Regions from separate parts of the Homo sapiens genome. Here region 1 is linked to region 2. The links are chromatin contacts, found by Hi-C in ENCODE. All regions are on one chromosome and are shown on one strand. Each heading gives the region's core, a stretch centred on a gene start or an enhancer-like site at or near the end of the contact. The rest is flanking DNA. Distances are from core to core; before and after follow the strand shown. Region 1 overlaps STK35 (serine/threonine kinase 35). Region 2 has its middle 78 kb from the start of SIRPA.

What was found. A loop is a pair of places that touch in the nucleus more often than their neighbours do. Pooled maps may share reads with other maps.
Region 1: a loop to region 2 is called in a map of heart right ventricle, with 2.0 times the contacts of the local background. The contact joins two enhancer-like sites. A Hi-C loop is called at or near these places in 3 of 168 maps with a recorded cell type or tissue (cardiac septum, heart right ventricle and sciatic nerve) and 1 of 50 pooled maps.

What each region holds. Positions count from the first base shown.
Region 1 is chr20:2,137,610-2,142,833 of GRCh38, forward strand. The region is part of intron 3 of STK35 (serine/threonine kinase 35); the gene reads left to right. It overlaps LOC124900458 (a long non-coding RNA gene), which reads left to right. Exons shown (of 2, transcript XR_007067499.1): 2 at 1-3,989. Among named protein-coding and RNA genes, the nearest start is that of STK35, 38 kb to the left of the region's middle. Within about 2 kb of position 2,852, at least 6 of the 41 ENCODE cell types and tissues checked have a DNase peak (open chromatin) inside an H3K27ac peak, as active enhancers do; they include heart right ventricle, where a contact is called at or near this core.
Region 2 is chr20:1,814,456-1,819,369 of GRCh38, forward strand. No RefSeq gene overlaps it. Among named protein-coding and RNA genes, the nearest start is that of SIRPA, 78 kb to the right of the region's middle. RefSeq lists a silencer at 1,868-2,162. Within about 2 kb of position 2,181, at least 10 of the 41 ENCODE cell types and tissues checked have a DNase peak (open chromatin) inside an H3K27ac peak, as active enhancers do; they include heart right ventricle, where a contact is called at or near this core.

The DNA.
Region 1 (5,224 bases), core at 1,602-4,101, 320 kb after region 2:
TTGTCAGTACTCCCATTCCTTCGACCCTGACAACAGGCACGTTCACAGCACAGTCATCCCTGTTTTTGCCCTACTTTAAGCACCACAGTTGGGAGTGCAGCCTTAGAGGAATGATGCATCAGGAAGCGTGACTCCCTGGCCTTGGTGCCTCTGAGTGATTGGAGGAGACATTCGTGCTGGGGCCACCGAACCCCCAGGGCTGGCATGTTGATGTCTGAATGTGAAAAGCCAGATGCTTTGGTGTATTAAACAAGTGAAGAATGACTAACCCCACTTAGAGGAAGGAGAGGACTGCCGTCTGTGACCCTGACAGATGACTTTGCCTCTGTGCACTTGTGAGGCCTGCTTGCTCCACAGCACGATATGCTGAAAATTAATAACCTGAGCCTCAGTTTGCTCATCTGTAAAATGAGGATAATTCTTACATGGTCCTTTGGACAAATGAGGTGTTGCATATTCAGTTTGCACGGCAGCTAGCATGTCATAGGTATCATTAGCTACAGTGATAATGCCACTACACAGGACTGCGGGTGAATTTAGGTAGGAGTGAATTCTTGGCTAGCCACCCAATAATACCCCACTTTGAGTTTATACTGTACCTTAGTCTATGAGTATGCCAATGGGATGACTTTCTTTTCTATTAACTAAATCTGAGAGTCAGGATAGAAAGAGAAAATTGGGCTTTGGGTTTGAAGTCCCAGTCTGTGATACCCTAAGAACCAAAATGACCATTAACATGAATGACAGCAAGATCGATCTTACTGAATGCCCCACCCTGGGTCAGGTGCCATGACAGGCAATTTACTTGAAGAATTCTTCACTCTTCACAGCAGGCCCCTGAAGAGGAAAGAGTTCCATGCCCATTTTCTAGTTTAGGAGAAGGAGATCATGGAAGTAGCTAGTAAATGGCAGAGCTTGCATTTGAACCAGGACTGTCTGCCATAGAGCCTGTGTTCTTCCCTGAGGGAGCACTGGAGTGACGATAAACCTCGTGGTTACCAGACTTCCACATTTCCTAAGATGGTGCAATTTTAAAAACTGGGGAGGCAGGTCCAGGAGGGAAGCAATTTTTAAAACCATTCCTACTTACTTTCATCATCATTTCATCAAAGAAATGATGTTTTAGGCCAGGCATGGTAGCTCATGCCTGTAATAATCCCAGCACTTTGGGAGACCAAGGCAGGAGGATTGCATGAGCGAAGCCAGGAGTTTGAGACCAGCCTGGGCCACATAATGAGACCCCGTCCCTACAAAAATAAAAATTAAATCTAGCCAGGTGTAGTGGCATGTACCTATAATCCCAGCTGCTCAGGAGGCTGAGGCAGGAGGGTTGTTGAGCCCAGGAATTTAATGCTGCAGTGAGCTATGGTTGTGCCACTGTACTCCAGCTTGGGTGACAGAGTGAGACCCTGTGTCTTAGAAAAGAAAGCAAAAGGTAATGACATTTTGACACTAATAAAGTAGGAAGGCCATCCTTTTAGAGTAAGGGATAATCACCAAGGTATTCTGTGCCTGCAGGCTGAGGAGTAGGGGAAGGAGGTGAACACGTGAGCCATCCTTGTCTCCAGCCCCATCCTGCTGTGCATGTTCCCCTCATATCTCCCAGGCTTCTGTTCTCCAAGCTGCTAATGGCCTTCATGAAAGTAGTTCAGTTTCTCAGTCTTCTTAAACAGACCAGACACCTGCCTGACTGGCAGAGAAGCTTGCTGGAAGACCGTTCACTGCCTGGTTGGCACCATGTCCCCTTTTGTCCCCCGAGCACTAGACCTGTGCACAGGCACGTAAGCCTTCCATGAGCCTTTTTTCTGAGTGAGTCTATTTATAAATGAAGGGATTAGATGGGTTTTAAACTCCACTTAAGACTCTTCTTGTCTTCTCTAGGAAGGGATTTTGCATCGTTACATGTCAAAAGCAGGGGATTTGGAGTGAGACTGCCCTGAGTTAAACCCTTTTCTCTACCACTTACTGTCTATGAGGCTGTTCTCTCTGAGCTTCAGTTTTCTCATCTCTAAGACGAGGGGGACGATAACCCCTACCTCTTAGGGTTGCTGGGGTGAAATGAGGCAATGGATGTAAAACACTCGATCCTTTAACAGTGATTGGAAAGCAGTGTTGCTTTACGAGGTTGTTGCCTATAACACAGTTAGAACTTGCACAGACAGACTGCTCAATAAGTGATTGCTGTTACGCCAGTTACAGAGAAATAAGAAGGTGGGGTGCACTGAGAGAACTTGGTCCAAGAGCTGAAATGAGAAAGGTAAGGATTCATAGCACATTTTCCCAGATCACTGACACCTTCCACCCCCAAGGTCATCTCAGGTGCAAGCTACTGGAACCATTGCTGAGCCGGCTTTGGAAGCACTGATTGAAGACTATCATAGTGCAGAGACTTTGGGTAGTAAAGCTGGAAAACTTTGGATTAAGTGCTGGTTCTACTGCTCAGCAACTCTGGTGTGGGGCAAGTTGCTCCATTTCTCTGGGCCTGTTTTCTTGTGAAAACTGGCCAAATCCCTCCTCACAGTAATCATGGAAGGGCACTACAGATGTCAGTTGCAGGTTTATCACATCACCACTTTTCATTATGCTTAGCAGGTGTGATTTTTGCCCTCAAGGAGCGGGCTCTGGTCAGAGGTAGGGGTTCCACAGAGAGGAATGAGAAGAGCCCCGGTAGAAGCTGGTAGCCAGGCAGTCAGGCACAGCCTGAGCAGTCAGGGAGCTGAGATGTGGCATCTGCTAGGATGAAGCACCACAAGCCTAAGGCCTCCCCAAGGGCCCACTGGGGCTGAGACCTACACCCTTTATTGTGCCCACAAGTACCTGGGAGGGTCTGTGCTTAAACTCAGAACCATGTGGTCTGAGCCATTCCTGTTCATAGCTACAGAAAGCGCCTCCACTACCTTCGGTGAGCTTACTGTGCTGTTAGCTCCCTGGGAAAAATGCTCTTTCTGTGATGGCAGATGGGAAAAGAACCCCAAGCCAAGATCCTCTCCCCAGTAGAGAGCCCTCTTATTTTCCTTCTTTGTGCCCACAAGAGAGAACCAGACTCAGACCTGTAGGCTGTTCTGAGGCTTCCAACAGGAGGGCCAGAGCCAGTGCCAGAGCTAGAGGGAGCAGGGAGGAGCCTTTGGGAAATGTCAGCTTCACTTCCTGGCATGGGACCCAGTGATTACAGCGGTCATTACAAGCTGGTGTCTCAGGAGTTCTTGCAGAGTGCTGTGCTGTTGGTCTGACCTTCTGTAGTCACACTGTGTTCTGCTAGTTTATTATGTAAAAAGGAACCTCTGGTTTCTGAACCTGCCTCCTTGCCAACACTGCTTTTCAGCTGCCACATGCTACCTTCCTGCTGATGGGCATCCTTTTCAGGAGATTGTCCGCAGGGAGGGAGGAAAGGAATGCTGGAAAGTCATAACTGGTCCCAAAGATTATTTTAGCACATCACATGTGGCTGTATAATTTCTCATCGTATTTCACAAGGTCTTAATGTCTCAGATGGTGAGGGCCTACCCTAAATACCCTCTTCCCCCATCTTCAGGTTGATCTGCTGTGTCTACGGAAAGCACGGAGAGAAAGCAATAGGCATGCTAAATAGAGCTAGAGTTTGAGATGGCTGCTGAATCATCAGGGAATATGTTTATGATGATTTTCTTTTTCCAAGTCAAAAACTGGGATACAAGACCCACAAGTGGATTTTTTTGAGGGGAATTAACAGACCAAGGAACAGAAGCAGCAGAGTGAAAGACTGGGCCCGAGAAATCCTGTATTTTCTTTCCAGATCAGCCACACCCACTTTCTTGGTCACCCGCTCCCTGGGCAGTAGAGCAGGGAGTCACATAGTCTAACCTCCCGTTTGGCAGTGTGGAAGCTCTCCTTTGTCCACTGGGCATGGAAGAGTCCAGACAAGACCCCACATCTGGACCTTTCTATTGGAGCTGCCAGCTTTTCTTGTTCATTAAAGTACCCTATTTTTCCTATTAAAAACTAAAATATAACATTGGTGTGTGTTCATTATTAAAAATCAGAAGTGAGGGAAGAGGAAAATCCAGTCACAACAAGCACAACATGTTGGTGTATTTATTGTCAGATTTTCCTACACTGAGGGGTTTGTGTTTTTACATAGTTATGGTCATGCTGTGCGCTACACAACTTTGTAACCTACCCTTTTCCACCTACCCCAGGGAAGTGCTTTTGTCATAATCTTCAAAATGTCATGCAATGATCTCATTTCCTCTGTAGTATATCAGTGCGTTGAAGGATCATTTGCTTACTTAATCCTTATTTTTGGACTTGTGAGTTGTTATATTTCAGTGAACTTCTTTATCCATAAAGTTCTTTTCATATTTAGGTTTATCTGTTAAGCTTGGCTTTCAGGAGTAGAATTTCAGGGAGCTACCAATCTAAACACCTTTGAAGCCCTAAAAACAGTGCCAGACTACCTTCCAGAAGCCTTATCCCCTCCTCCAGCAGTGTGCGGGGCACCCTCACCAGCCAGAAACACTTTCAGTGGTTGCGTGGCTGAGAACCATGGCCTGTTCAGATTTAACACGTTTATAGTCTCTGGTTGGGGACAGTTGGCCAGGAAGGGGTAGAGTCATTGAGTATGTTTGTCCCTGCTGTGGGCCAGGAACCTGAGTCATTCCACCCAGACCTCAACCAAGAGTCCCCAGTGCTCAGAGGGAGAAACTGAGGCCAACAGACAGTAAATTATCCAATATTGTCCTATCCTGCTGCCTCTTGGGAGGACTGGCCAGGTCCCTTCCCAGGAGCTGAGGACAACGAGCTGGTGTTGTCAGCCCGCACAGGTGGCAAGTCATGGCAGCCACGGTGCTGGCTCTGCCTGACAAAGAAAGGCACGCACAGTGAAAGACTTGTCTGCTTTGGTCATTCGGGCACTTTAAAAACTCCTAGATGGGCCAAGGTAGGTGGATCACTTGAGCCCAGGAGTTCAAGACCAGCCTGGACAACATGACAAAACGTCGTCTCTACTAAAAATATAAAAATTAGCCTGGCGTGGTGGCATGTGCCCTGTAGTCACAGCTACTCAGGAGGCTGAGGTGGGAGGATCACTAGAGCACAGGAGTTCAAGGTTGCAGTGAGCTGTGATCAAGGCACTGTACTCCAGCCTGGGTGACAGAGCAAGACCCTGTCTCAAAAAACCTCCTAGATGATTCCATGTGCAACGAGGCTGGAGCACTGTTGCCCTAGATGGCCCGCCCTGCCCAGGACA
Region 2 (4,914 bases), core at 931-3,430:
GTCTTCCCAAGTTGACCCAAACTCCTCTCCCACAGCGTCCCCACTCGCATCTGTTGATTCAACCAACCTAGACATCTGTACATTTCCAGAACCGGCCATGCTCACTCATGCTGCCTCCTTGCTTTTTACTCAAGCTGTGTGCCCCTGCCAGGAACACTCTTCTGCTGCCTGTCCAACTCCCGTGTCCTTCGAAAGGCCCAACTCAAACATCAGTATCTCCTCCAGGACAGAGCATAGGGAATTACCTCCCATGAGCTCTCTCGGTGCTTCATGCATTCCTTAACTGGAGCATTCATAACATTACATTGCAATTTTGTGTACCCTGCTGTTTTGTAAGCCCCTTAGGCTGGGAACCATGTGTATTTCATTCTTGTTATCTCAGCATTGTACCTGACTCCCCATAGACACACCCAGCACAGCCCCTGGCTCTGAGTGTTTAGTTAATGGATGGATGGATGGGTGGGTGGGTGGATGGATGGATGGATGGATGGGTGGGTGGGTGGATGGGAGGGTGGATGGATGGATGGATGGATGGATGGATGGATGGATGGATGCATGCATGGATGGATGGGTGGGTGGATGAATGGGTGGATGGGTTGGTGGGTGGATGGATGGGTGGGTGGATGGATGGGTGGGTGGATGGATGGGTGGATGGATGAATGGATGGATGAAGAGATAGAAGAATGGAAGAAAGGAGGGAAGAACAAAGCGGTAGACAAACAGATGGACCCACTGCCACCATCTAAATCCAAACAACCATCATTTCTCACTGAAACACTGGGGTCTCTCACTGGTCTTTCAGTTTCTACTCTTGCCCCCAGTAGTCTCTTCTACTCAAAGCACTTAGTAATCTTTTGAATATGGATTTATATCATGTCACTCCCCTGTTAAAAACCTTCCAGTGGCTTCCATATTCCTAACCCTGACCTCCAAACCCCTATAGGAAACAGCCCCTGCTTATCCCTCTGATATCATCTCCTCTCTGTCCTATGCTCTGAATACTTGGGGAACCTGCCAAGCTCTCTCTCACCTCAGGACCTTTGAATCTGCTCTTCCCCTTTGCCTGGGACTCACTTCCCTGGATTTCTGTCAAGCTAGTATCTTCTTAAGTCTTCCAGTCTAGCTCTAATGCCACATCCTCAAAGAGACACTTCTTTACTTTGCCAGTTAAAATAGCCACCATTGTGGTCCTTAAAGGCCAAGGGGCCTGATCCAAATACCAATGCTTTGGCTGCTGAAACCCAACAGGCTTCCCAGAGCATCATCCTCAGCTGGGGTCGTGACGCAGACCTCCCCCAAGTGCCTGCCCTACAAGCCATCCCTTCCCTGGGTGCTCACTCCTCCTCTCCATCAACTAAAGATCCTTCATGAATGGGCTTGTCTGGAACTGCCGCAATTAAACTATCAGAGCAACATTGGACCATTTGTTTACTATGGCACTTAGAGCTGGAATGGCTTGTTGTTTTGACTGTTTCTATTTTCAGCTCCATTTCCTAGGGGTAGTGGGGAGAGGGTAGGCAATGAATCCTGGTCTGTTCAAGCAAAAAGATGCATCAGTGAAGCCTAGAATTTCAGAGTCACAGAATTCTAGCATCATTGTCATGGAATATGAGAGCAGTGAAAATCTATAATTTTGGTTATAGGTTCCTAGATTCACGAGATTCTAGAATCTTACTCAATGAAATTAGAATCTTAAAGTCAGACAAATTTAGACTCAAAGTCCTAGAGTGATGGGCTCTGAGGAGACTGTCACTTTGTCTACTCCATATCTCTTTCCCAGAAGATCTTCTCTGGGTACCTTATCCACAACGTTCCCCCCTACCGACCCACAGCCTGTCACTCTCTATTGTTTTAATTTTTCTTTATGGCTCTGATCACCACCTGACATTTGATCTGTTTCTCTGTTCATTTGCTTATTGCCTGTCTCCCTCACATGTGAGATTGAGGTCAGGAACTTTGTTTTGTTCAACGTTTAGAACAATGCCTGGCATGTTCTAAACAGTACTCAGAACAATGCCTGGCATGAAGTAAGGGCTAAAAAAAGCAGTGCCCATTCATCCAAAAAATATTTATTGCATCCCCACTTCATATTGGTGCCTCAGAGATGATCTTCTCTCAGGACAGGAAGCAGGTCTCACTTTGCATGCCAAATGCAATTGGCAGTAGATACCCAGAGCACGGTGTTGAAAAGACTTCTTGGGGCTTATCCAAGCTCCGTGGGGAAGGGCAATTGATGAGCAATGTCTGGCATAGACTCAGCCATGGGAAAAAGTGGCCATCTCTGCTCTGGCCTCCAACCCTGCACTGAAAAAAACTGAGGTCCAGAAGAAGATGCACTGGGCATGCATGGGGTGCATAGCCAGAGTTAGAACCCCATCTTCAGTCTCCCCTCAGTGTTGGTTCCTGAGCCCAAGCCTCTCACAAGCACCTGTGTGTGCCCTCCCCTCCCCATCAGCCCTTAGGCTCTCCCTCCCCCGAGGCCTTCCTGGGATGAAGGGGCTGCTGGAGTCCCTGGCCCTGAACCACAGCCTGGGAACCCAATTCTGGAACACCGCCTGAATGCGCAAGCCAGTTATTTTTAAAAATCCAAAAAGAAAAGGAAGAAAGAGAAAGCTCACTGCTTCGGTCTCCGCACTAGCCCTGGCTCAGAGAATAGAGACTTGAAAGGAACAAAGGGTTTCCTCAAACACAGCAGATCAAGGCCTTGGCTTATGTGGTAACCGGTAACCGACCACCGCGCTTTGTGACAAATCCTTCAGAAGGCAACGGCCTCTGTTCCCTCTGCAGCCTTGGCAGAAGGAGGTGGGGGAGCAGGGGACACCCTTCCCCATCGCCCCCCAGCCCCAGTCGGGCTGCTTACAATCATGGACTTCGAGAACCCCTGACTGTTAGGACCTCAAAGGCCTTCACAGAGCATGGAATCCAACCCGCTCTGGGTCAGCCAGGCAGGCAGAAGCCCTGGACAGGCTCAAGGTCACACTTTCCTCCTCCCTGGGTTCTCTTTGAAGGAGGTGGAGACCAGGGAAGTGCACCCAAGCCTCCATTTCCTCTTGAACCCATCACAGCTGCCTGAGATGCCCTCTCAGAACTCTCCCAGCTACCAAGATTCCTACTTCTTTTTTTCCTCCTGTGGATTTCTTCTTCCAAGGTGCCTGTGGGGTGTGGTTTGACCCCTGGAGACCTGGGGGTCTCCAGGTACACAGCAGGAGTACACAGAGGGGTACACAGGAGGGGTCTGCTGGTGGATTATGAGATCACAGAAGGACTACAGTCCACCCTACACTCCAGGTTGGACAATAGCAGCTGACTCAGGTGCTGTGCCAAGCCCTTTGCAGTGAGGCCTCCTGTAGGCACCGTGGCGATCCTATGATGTAGATAGGCATTGTTAGCCCCATTTTCCAGACAAGAAAGCCAAGGCTCCAAAAGACTGAGTAAGGGCCCCAAGGGGGTTGGCAGGGATTGGCAGAGCTGATGCTTGAACTCGGGGTTGCCTGTCTTCTAAACCACACTCTGTTAACTGGTCTGCTCTGCCCCACCCTCTGTGCATCAAAGGCAGGCAATGCTTCACCCCACTCTCAGGCACTGAGGAAGGCAGCAGAGGGGCCGGGCTGGGAACAAGGGGCTTCCCTCCATTGGAGGCCATTGTGCTCACAAGCCACACACTCGCACCTGCACGCAGGCTGCAGAGCCCATCAGGTCTCCTCATCCACCCCTCCATGTCAGCCTCTCTCCCCTGCCTCCTTCCTGACTTGCAATTTCTCTGGCTCTTTTCTACCCCATCTGTCAATCTGCATCGTCTCCATTCTGTGGGCCTCTCTCTCTTTATCATTTTCTGCCTCTAGCTCTGTCTCTTCCCCAGCCCTCCCCATTTCTCTATTCCTATGTCTTCCCTTTTTGTCTCTCTGCATCTGTGTGCTACTTTCTCTCTCCTCAGCATGCTTGTTCTGTCTCTCTCTCTCCCTCTCTCTCTCTCTCTCTCTCTCTGTCTCTGTCTCTCCCTCCCACCTCTCCCCCCACAATATTCTGTCTCTCCTTTAATCCTCAATATCCAGGGTTTCAGTGTCTCCATGTCTCTTCCCCCAGCCCATCTCTCCCTCTCTATTCTTACACATCTCTCCCTTTCTCCCTAGCATTATCTCCCTCTCCCTCTGTCTCTGCTCTATCCTCCCTTGCTTTCCCTCCTGCCTCTCTTTCTGGGTGTGTGTGGGTGTGTATGTGCCTTGTCTCTCTCTCTCCCTCTTTCTCTCTCTCTCTCTCTCTTTCTCCCTGCCTCTCTCCATCCCTCTGTCACTCTATCTCCCTCCCTTTGTCCTTGTCTCTGTCTCTTTCTGCTTCTCTGTCTCTTTCTGTCTTCCTCTCTGTTTTTCTCTCTCTTTCTGTCCCTCTGTCTCTTTCTCTGTCTCTTCGTATCTCTCTGCATATCTCTCGTTTCTGTCTCTCTGTCGCTGTTGCTGTCTCTGTCTCCCCTTCATCCGTGTCCCTGCTTCTCCCCTTCTCTCTCTGCCTGTCTCTCTAGCCTTCCTCACCTTCCCCTTGCCACCCTTCCTGGAGTGGCTCCTCTGTCGCACCCCCACACTGACACACAATATTCCAGCAAATCCCGGCTTAGCTGTAGGGGGGAACAAGGAGGGATTGGTCAGGGGTATTCCAAAAAGTGGATTTCAGAAGTGAGGTGGGATTGTTATGTTAAAGGAAACGGCGCCAGCCTTGTCCTTTTCTTCCTCAGAAATGACTGGTTGCTTTCCTGGGAGGCAGAAGAAAAAAAGTCCCTGAATAGAGATTTAAAGCAGTAAGCTCAGATTCCTTCTTTTTAATATTTATAAAGAGAGAAAGGGGATAATTTCAGGAAGATCATTTCAAGGCGAAAACCCACATATTTTCAATAGAATTATTCCAAAAGCCCCTTTCCGGCTC